2 separate regions of the Homo sapiens genome follow, and region 2 is linked to region 1. Evidence: chromatin contacts called from ENCODE Hi-C or POLR2A ChIA-PET data. All regions are on one chromosome and are shown on one strand. The core of a region is the stretch at or near the end of the contact, and the rest is flanking DNA. Distances in the headings are between cores, read along the strand shown.

Region 1 (4,891 bases), core at 1,274-3,773:
TGTTCAGAGGTGGCATGGATCATTGACAGCATCATAGGCAAAATGTAAATGTTACTTAGTCCTATCTGTTGCATTTTGTATAAATATTAATGGAATATTTTTCAGTCCTTAAGTTTGAGGAATAATAGATGCATATACATATATATAATTTATGGATTTGCCAATTAATGTGCTGTTTTTGTCCTGTCATGCCAGTAAATATTTATTAATTATATACTTTTCCAGTACCGTTAAGTATGCTAAGTATTAAGAAAGTGGAAGACACGCAAGGCCCTTAAGTTTAATTGGGCGGAAGAGTATTAGAAGGAATGTAATCTGGAGCAAGGTTGACTGTGTGATATGTATGGTCTTTTACATGGGGGAAACGTCACAGAAAAATAAATACAGGAATCATCAGGAATAATTTTCAATAGAAAGTGAAATTGAGCCAAGTTTAGAGTTAAGCAAAATTTGAATTGCTGGAAGTGAAGGGAGAAATCATTCTAAGAGAAAGAATAAAACAAACTATGAACGTAAGAAATAGCATTACATTCATGTATTCATTCAGCAAACACTTAGTAATCAACCCCTCCTGTATGTATCACCATGATCTGATCCCTGCCCTTAAGGATCTTGGAATTGTGTACTGGAGAGAAGACACCATTGGACCATGAGTGCCTGGGGTATATGAAGTGGCCTCTGTGTATATATTAAGTGAATGAACGAGCACATGAGAGGGGGAGGAATAGGGGAGAGAGGCAGGAAGTCGACAGGAAGATGTACCTAAAGAACTCTTGTGAATCGCAAGTTGTAAGCAGGTTGAGAGTTCAGAGGAGGGAACATTATCCTGGCCACTTAGGACACTGGGAGGAGGAATCGTGCCCACAGGGCAGAGGCTGGCTCGGTGGGGCAGTGCCAGCTGAGATCTCCTGGCCTTTTTGTGTCTGTGCTGGTCACCCCATTAGGATTTCTGTCTTCCTCCGTTTGACTCACTGTCAACAGAGACCCTGTTGCACCTGATTCAACTGTTGCATGTTCTTGAAGTTAACAAATTCTTTTGTGCCATTTCTCCCAGGTACTGGTGTTTGATTTTGGTAGTGAAGTTTACGTATGGCATGGGAAAGAAGTCACGTTAGCACAACGAAAAATAGAATTTCAGCTGGCAAAGCACTTATGGAATGGAACCTTTGACTATGAGAACTGTGACATTAATCCCCTGGATCCTGGAGAATGCAATCCGCTTATCCGCAGGTACTACTGCCCCCACCTTGGGACGGCTCCCTGAGCGAGCTGATTCCCTTCGATCCCTCTGTTCTCACCACAGTCCTCTACTCTCGCTCTTTATAGGGTTCAGTTTTCATAAACGATTATATGCAGTGGACTGTGAATATTCACAAAAGGAACAGTTCTTTAACTTTTATCTAACTATTATAGAAATATGGATGCTGTCGTCTTCCAGAAGAGGTTTGTTATAGTTGATTTCTTGAAGTGAGCAAGAAATGCTGCAAGTTCCTCCCTGCGGCATTCCAAGTGCTGCTGTGGCAGATGAACAGCAATTGTTTAAACAAATTACATGCGGATCTGAAAGGCTTCCCCGGGTCTGGAATTCAGCCATTGATCTGAAAGTGCAAAAGCAACATGCCTCCCTCTAATTTCATACCTTCCCAGCATCGCCCTCGAATTCCAGGATTTATTTGGCAGCAGATGATGTTTATGTCTTTATACCTTTTGGGAAGGGAAGAGGGAGAGGAGATGGTATTAAAACAATGATTGCAATTGTAATATTCCCTGCAGGTACTAGACTCTTTAAAGTTATTTTTGAAATTGAATAGAATATGTGCAAACTCTAAAATTGTGATTATGAGAAAAAAATTCTTACATGCAAAGGATTGTTGTTGTCTTTTTAACTATCAGACCAAAAAAAGTAGTGCTTTTTAACTATGGGTGCTGTTACAATAGATGAGAAACCAATGAACCAACAAACAGCATAGAATATTGGGCATCACACAACTACATTTTAATGTTTTCCATTGAACTGGTATATGAATTTCAACTTTCCTGCCTAGTTTCCTGCTTTAAAATCCAATTATTGATTTTCTTATTAATTATTATAGAAATCATTAAAATTATGTCAGTGTGGTAAGAAGTTTTAATGTCCTTGTTAAGCAAATGCACTAATGTTTAACCTCAGTATGGTAACAACTGTTGTTTTAAGGACTGGAACTACAACAGCTCAAAAGATTTTATTTGGTATAGCAGAGAAAAAAAAACAAGCTAAAGCATAAAAATCTATGTGATAGCCAACTGTATTTAATAGTGGCATAATCACAGATCTGAAAGTAGATGACTGAGCTCCTAACCCACTGGTTTTCAACATCTCTGAGACAGAATCACCTGAGGGGCCTTTAAAAAAAAGGCATTTGCTCAGCCCAGCCCCAGAGATGTGTTTTCGTTTCATGTGAGTTACAGTTTATGTGTCAATATGTCTTAAAAGCTCCCAGGGATTTTAAGGTGCAGCCAAGATTACGCACCCAGCCCTTCTTAGCAAATGAGGCTGAAACCACTGAGCCCAGTTCCGGCTGTAGGTCAGGGCAGTGCGTGGAGAAACACATCTGGCTTCTGGCCCAGGTTCATCCCCCTCACCCTGCAATCTGCTGCATCGCTTGCTCACAACGCTTCAAAACATAAGTGACAGATTCTAAAGCAGAAACCAAAAGCCCTTTCAATTATCATCTTAGCAAGCCTGCAGAGTAGGACTGACATAAGAGACAGTCATTCAGATATTTTCTGATAAAGACCACACAGCCTTTCAAGACCACCGTGCATTTTCCATAGGTGCTTATGTTTGGTTCCTAAAGTCCCATAAGAGCATGAGGTAGAAGTGTCTGTGCTCTATGATTTATCCGGCAGCTTTCTTTGAATCAGGCAGCCTTTTTGATGTGCCTCAGCTGTGACATCAGCAGCTGTGGTCTTGACCAAGCAGGAAGTGACTGAGGCAGTAGCACAGCAGGGCACAAGCAGCAGCGGGGGTTGCTCTAAGAGGTGGCTGCATCCCAGGCCAGATTCACAACCGAAGATGGGTCTGGAGGGATGAAAGATCGTGCATATTATTCCAGGGCTACTCCCTCCGCAGCACGCATATCTTCTCTACCTTTTGTTTTATTTCTTTTTCTTTCTTTTTTTAAATTTTTAATTAATTAACTTATTTTTTTGAGACAGAGTCTCATTCTTGTCGCCCAGGCTGGAATGCAATGGTGCTATCTTGGCTCACTGCAACCTCTACCTCCTGGGTTTAAGTGATTCTCCTGCCTTAGCCACCCGAGTAGCTGGGATTACAGGTGCCCGCCACCACATCTGGCTAATTTTTGTATTTTTAGTAGAGACGGGGTTTCACTATGTTGGCCAGGCTGGTCTTGAACTCCTGACCTCAGGTGATTCACCTGCCTCGGCCTCCCAAACTGCTGGGATTACAGGCATAAGCTACCACACCCAGCCCTCAGCTCTACCTTTTTCTAAATTACCTGTGTTCTTGGGGACAGCACAAATTCTGAAATCCCAAGCCCGCACAAGACCTCCTATCTTTCTGTGCTCTCCCCATCTGCCGTCTTGGTCAGTGGCCTAGAAATAAGTGCACAAAAAGGCACTTCAAGATCTATGAAAGTGTGTTCATTTTAGTGATGGGAGAATCTCTGTACTCTGGAGAGCTTTGTTGTAACATGAAATAAAATAATAGAGAATTGAGGAGGGAGCTACCTCTTCCCTACGTCTATTAATTAATTGGAGGAAACTTGGTGAGCATTTGCAGGTGACTGGGTGGCACAGAGTAGATGACAAGTGAGGTTTGCCCACAGCTCCTGCTATTGCCGAAATCTCCACCCAGCGTGCCACTCCCAGGGCATCCCAAAGACAAGAATTTGCTAGAATGTGGCCAGGTACAGTGGCCCACACCTGTAGTCCCAGCATTTTGGGAGGCTGAGGTGGGAGGATTGCTTGAAGCCAGAAGTGCAAGACAGCCTGGGCAACATAACGAGACCTGGTCTCTATTAAAAAATTAGCTAGGCATGGTGGCACACATCTGCAGTTCCAGCTATTTGCAAGGCTGAGGCAGGAGGATCACTGCAGCCCAGGAGTTCGAGGCTGCAGGGAGCTATGATTGTGCAACTGCACTTCAGCCTGGGCAACGGAGCAAGACCTTATCTCAAAAAAAACAAAAAACAAAAACAAAAAAAACTTGCTAGAATGTAAGAAAAGTCTAGTCCTGACATGGTTCATGTCACATTAAGGCACATCAAAAACTCCATGGACACAAAGCTTTGCAAGACTTCAGACTAAAATAACAAAATGTCAGTATTTGGTAAAATGCAGGAAAATAAACCATTTATTTTATATGTACTCACGTACTTTGAGGTTTTTTCCAGCAGCCGCATGTGTTTTAGATTCCTTTGTTTAAGCTTGGCTTCATCTTGGTTCTTTTCCTGTCTGTTCTCCCAACCCCCTTCCCACCCTACAGAAAAGGACAGGGGCGGCCCGACTGGGCGATATTTGGGAGACTTACTGAACACAATGAGACGATTTTGTTCAAAGAAAAGTTTCTGGATTGGACAGAACTGAAAAGACCAAATGAGAAGAACCCCGGGGAACTTGCCCAGCACAAGGTATTCCAGTGACCAAGTCTCAAACCTCAGGGCTTGGTTCGGGTCCCAACAAAAGTGGCCTTGATGTAAAATGATCAAATCAGGATAGTTCGCATGGCTGTCACCCCAGATGTATCATTTCTTTGTGGTGAGAACATTCAAATCTTCTCTTCTAGCTATTTTGAAATATGCAATACAGTATTGGAAAACAGTCACCCCACTGTGCAGGAGAAAACCAGAGCTCATTCCTCCTCTCTGATTGTCATTTTGTACCTGTT
Region 2 (4,891 bases), core at 911-3,410, 51 kb after region 1:
AAGGGGGCATTTGTGATGAAATTCAGGCTAGACAAGATGGTTGAATGAAGGAGATGGAATGTGGCCCGGATCCTGCAGGCTGAAGGGGAGATACAACAGAGGGAAGACCATGTAAGGTGTTGCAGCTGAAGGAACAATGTGCAATGAAGATGGACAGAGGGGCGCGATGAGGACAGAGGGGTCTGCTGTGGAAGAGGGGAAATGAAGCTGGATGGGCGTGGGGACAGGGGACTCAGAACTTGGGGAGCCGTCAGAGGAGCCTGAATCTTATGCAAGACAAAGTCAGGCTCTGAAGGCTCAGCAGGGCTGGTCCTCACAGGGTCCTGGGGGTGTGGGGGTGTTGGAGACCTGCCTGGTAGATGTGCAGGAATCCTGGTGTGAGAAATTCATCTAGAACAATACAGTTCTCCTGTGACCTGAAGAAGGTGCCTTCTCTGCTTTCCACCAGTACTTCTGGTGGGACAACAAACTAAGTCACCAAGGAAAGGTGCTATGTATGCAAAGCTTGGTGGCAATTAAGGGCTCAGTGAGGCAGTTGCATGCAAAGCCCTGCCCCAGGTCCATCTCTGAGTCCAGCTCTGCTCAGAAGCTGTGGCCAATGACTTCTCCTTAAGCCTGGCCAAGTATCACAGAAGCCATTGTTCTTTTCCCACAAGCCCTCCAAAGACAACAAGCAAATGAGTCCTGGATTCGGCTTCTTCTGGGTTCTGAGAATGAGAGTGCAGAGGTGTTTGCTGTAACCACTATTTGGGGAGTCAGGACTTCCTGAGGCAGGCAGCAAATACCCACAGCTTTTACACTCCTACTCCTCAGGAAATCCAGCCTGAGAGAAAACTGAAAAAACCCTCGCCGTGTGCAGGTCATTGGTCTATTTTTATTCTACATGTCGTTGCTTGGTGCACATGTGTCGGTCCCATTGTTCACCTGTGAGAATTTCAACCCAACGTGTGTTTGGGAAGATGTTCTCAGCATTTCCAGTGTGGACATGCCAGTGAGTTGCTGGCAGAGTTCAGAAAGTAATAAGCCATCTGTGTGTGAGGTCCCAGATTGGACAACTTTTGAGAGAAACTGGTGATTCTGCCAGTGCGCTGTAAGACAGAAGCATGTCCTTTTTGTTTTTGCAATATTTCAGTAGACTAGATCTTTCTCCCACGTGGCCGCAAACCATTGGCTGAGTTGTGAACACATTTTTCCAGAAGTATTTACAGTTGCTGGGTACCAGGCTCCATGCTCAAGGCACCATCTCCGGAAGAGCCCTGAGCAAAAGAAACAAGCAGAGAAAATCGACCTAAAAGGACAAAGCACATTCACAGATCTTGGGAAGTTGTGCCCCATGCAAAGCAGAGGCGAGCGGCTCCTCTTTGCTGAGGATGCCTCCAAACCACCGGTGCACAGAAGTGGCTCGCAGACCCAGGCTGCTCAAATTTTGGTAGCTCAGCTTAGGAAAGCAAGTGTTAGGAAGTGAAGTAGGACCAGCTGGACGAATTCTCTGAATTTATTTTCCATCATCAGTTATTTCGGAGTGCCAAGAAAAAAATGTGCATTAAAACCTCTGAGATTACATCTCCTATAGGTACATATGGCCCAATGGGCACGCACTTCCTGCATGCCATAGAGACAGGCCACCAGCAGAGGAGGCCGCAGGCTCGGACAGAGAGCTGGGGCTGTGCGAGGGGAAAGAAATGCCTGTTTGTGTCAAGCTGGGCCAGAGCTCGCTGGAGGATGCAGTTGATCAGAAAACTATTTGGCTTGGACCCCACTTGACGAATTGACAGAGCCTTATGTCCACAATGAAGTCACATCCAACAAAAAGTGCCTTGGCAATTAACAGAGATTACAAAACCAGAGGAAGAAAACTGCAGGGCGGGAAGGGGGAGCAGGTACCAGGAAGCTCTGCTTTCTGGGAGACAGTGCCAAGGCCCATGGAGCTTGTGTCGGCTTTTAAAAGCCCCTTCCTAGGTCTTTTCTTCGTTTCAGGCTGCCCCTTGGTCATTCTGCAGATGAAATTGTAGACTGAGGAAGGCGCAGTGAGCCTGTGGGCTGGCAGTCCCTCTGACTTCCCTCAGCGAGCTGTTGGCTCCAAGAAGGAGTCAGGAGCTGGACCCATTTGTTGCCCAGAAGGGGGACTGTGGAGGCCAGGCTGAGATCTTCTCCAGGCAGCAGAGCCTTCCCAAGGCTGAGGACCCATGAGATGTGACAGCTCACGAAAATTAAATGTGACTGCAGCACAGTGCCGGCATTATCTGGCCCCAGCGGGCAGCCGGCGGCTTCTACTGCCCTTGGGTCTAGTGGCAGCGCCAGAGGGACAGCAGGACTGGAATATGCTCTGACAGACGCCCATTTAGGAAGGTGCCTGCCCATCCGCTTATCAAACAGCAAGCAGCCCCTTATCACTCCAAACACAGCTCAAATGAGGCCCTGCCTCTTAGCCTGCAGGCAGCCTCAGAGATTGATTGGACGCTTGCTAGGAAGAGAGCCTGGCTTCTGCTAAGGAAAAAATGGGTGATTCCTTGGTACAGACTAGGGCTTTTTATTTCCTCCTCCCAGAACAGGTTGGGTGGCTGCGCCTTCCTCTGTGGGACTGGGCGGCGTGGGCAGAGCTGTCCCTGATGGGCAGGCTCAATGCCAATTACAGACCACACAGAGTGGCACAGTGGTCATCACCCCTCTACCTGTTCAGCCAGACCCTGCCCACCCCAGCCAGGCCAGAGAGAAGCCAAGGCCCTGGCTGCCTGCATCCACAGCGTTCCCTGGTCTGGCTTTGTTGGGAAGCCCTGGAGCCACCACGGAGCACAAAGCACCTGCAGTCACCCAGCCCACCTCCCACCTCCCGCTCACTGCAGGATGGGGCTAGACTCGCTGCAGGCTGAGCCCTTTTTTGCAGAAGCAATGTGATGGAGAGAATAATCATTTTTTCACCAGTCATAAAAATGATCCGTGGCCCAGGAGAAATCAGAGCGGGCCTGGTAAGCATCTAGCAGTGGCTTAATCAGAAATTCAATATTCTCTACCTTTCCTTTGTATTCACGATCAGAGCAGCTCTCCTAACAGTGCCGATGTCAAGTTCACGGGCTTTACCTGCAGCCGTGTGCTAAGCCTGGTGATGAGGGTGCGGGCCCCGGTGTCTGATTTATCGACATTTGGGTGTCGATGCTGTGGCCGGCCTTCCATCTTCTGGGGAGTCTCCTCTGCTGTCTCGTGTCCCCACAGAGAGATGGAGTCCATCCCTGCAGGCCTGAAGCAAAGCCCCCAGCAGCGGCGACAACCTCTGATTTCCTCTGTGTCATTGGCAAGCCTGCTAGTTTCCTACCTGCTTTTCTACCTCTTTATATATCATCCTGGTCTTCTAAATAAATCTGGGTTGTCTTTAAGGTGCTTATAAGCAAATGAAAGACAGATCTAAGGGAAAGAGCATTAGATTTCCTGCCTTCCTTTTCTTATTCACATTTTTTTTAAGACAGGTTTCCCATTTGCTCCCTGGGCTGCCAAGGGCATAATGTACAGAAGATAAAATATGGCAGCACACTCTTCTTTCTCCTCTCTGTATCAGCACCCCGGGGCTCCTGTTTCAGAGGATATGTTCTTTAAAATCATTGGCCCTGATCGCACACCCTCCCCAGGGAATTTACAGTTCTCCCTCCTCCTTATTCCAGGCTTGCAGCCAGAAGATGGGGTTCACCACACTCCCCTTTGTCCTTATCTCCAGATAGCTGTGACCTCTCACACATGTGGGTACGGCAACCCTAAGACCCCAGTTAAATGTCTAGAAAGGCCCCATCCATTGCGAGAGAACCACTCCTCCCCGACCCTCTTACTCCACAAGGCCAGTACTGTGGCCCCTACTGTAAACTCTCAAATCCTGGGTGCCTCACCTGCTCTTCTGGGCTTTGGAGGGGAGTCACCAGTGTCTCACGGGCAGTCCCTTTTAACTGGTGAGCTTGCTGAAAACAGAGGCCTCACACCTCCTGGACCAGGACAGGGATCCACAGGAGGCGAGGTAGAGTGGCCAGGAAAGCCACAGGGAAGTCAAAGGAGGCAAAATACAAGTGCCTGTGTGCACAGGGCTCTGCCCACGGAGCTTCGAGCCACATTCGCAACTTACTGAGAAATGCCCGTGGGATTGTTCACCAGCCATTTAACTAACCTGTATGTACCCGGTGGGAGCTTTAGTAGGGAAATTTCAGCTGGAGATGCACATGTTCCTTCCTGGCTCTAGGTGCTGCCATGGCCTGGACCCTGTGCCCACCCTGGGTTGGGAGTGTCTGGTGTGTTCCCTCACCTACCCTCCCCGGGATCCCGTGAGCCAGGGGTGATGCAGCTGTTTAGCAGATGTGGAAGCAGATTAACTGGTGAGGGTGGGAATTCACCTTCCACCTTGCTGAAGTTTGGTTTCATTTAATATTCTCACCATCAGCCAGTTCCTGGGGTGAGCTCCACGCAGCTCTCTGAAGAAGGGGCAAGAGGAACATTAGGCTGACAGAGACAGGGGGTGAGAAGTCCACCTGCTATGTTCCGGACTATTCTAACACCCAGCCCCACAGCCCACCCCCAGCCCATGTACCCACTGACTCTTGTTCCTCTGCGGTGGCCTGTGCTGGGCCCATCTGAAAGGAGAACTTCGCTCTCCTGGTGCCTCCATCCCTGTGCTCCTCCTGGGAGATGGAGAATACCACCTCTCCAGGCCAAGATCCCCCTGTTTATTTCATCCCTTCAAGGAGGGGTGATGAGGGTCAATGTTAGTCAGGGTTTTGTTTTCCAAAGGCTAGAAGCAAAGTTAGGACCACAGAGGCCTCCTTCTGCGAGCCAGGAACAATACACAAGTGGGCTGTTCTAATTTCATTTTCCTTTCTCTCCGAGCTCCTAAGTTCACTGCACAAAGCACATGGAAAGG

Evidence for each region. Hi-C counts contacts between places; a loop is a spot of excess contacts on that map. ChIA-PET counts read pairs that join two places held with the same protein, here RNA polymerase II (POLR2A). Pooled maps may share reads with other maps.
Region 2: a loop to region 1 is called in a pooled map, with 3 times the contacts of the local background. The contact joins two enhancer-like sites. A Hi-C loop is called at or near these places in 1 of 168 maps with a recorded cell type or tissue (OCI-LY7) and 7 of 50 pooled maps. POLR2A ChIA-PET finds 5 or more read pairs at or near these places in 6 of 52 experiments (CD8-positive, alpha-beta memory T cell, H1, activated CD4-positive, alpha-beta T cell and 3 more).

The regions. Positions count from the first base shown.
Region 1 is chr10:30,699,033-30,703,923 of GRCh38, forward strand. It overlaps the pseudogene SVIL2P. Among named protein-coding and RNA genes, the nearest start is that of LINC02644, 22 kb to the right of the region's middle. RefSeq lists enhancers at 2,888-3,027, 3,048-3,097. Within about 2 kb of position 2,524, at least 12 of the 41 ENCODE cell types and tissues checked have a DNase peak (open chromatin) inside an H3K27ac peak, as active enhancers do.
Region 2 is chr10:30,750,416-30,755,306 of GRCh38, forward strand. No RefSeq gene overlaps it. Among named protein-coding and RNA genes, the nearest start is that of LINC02644, 30 kb to the left of the region's middle. RefSeq lists an enhancer at 901-960 and silencers at 1,695-1,744, 4,319-4,418. Within about 2 kb of position 2,161, at least 5 of the 41 ENCODE cell types and tissues checked have a DNase peak (open chromatin) inside an H3K27ac peak, as active enhancers do.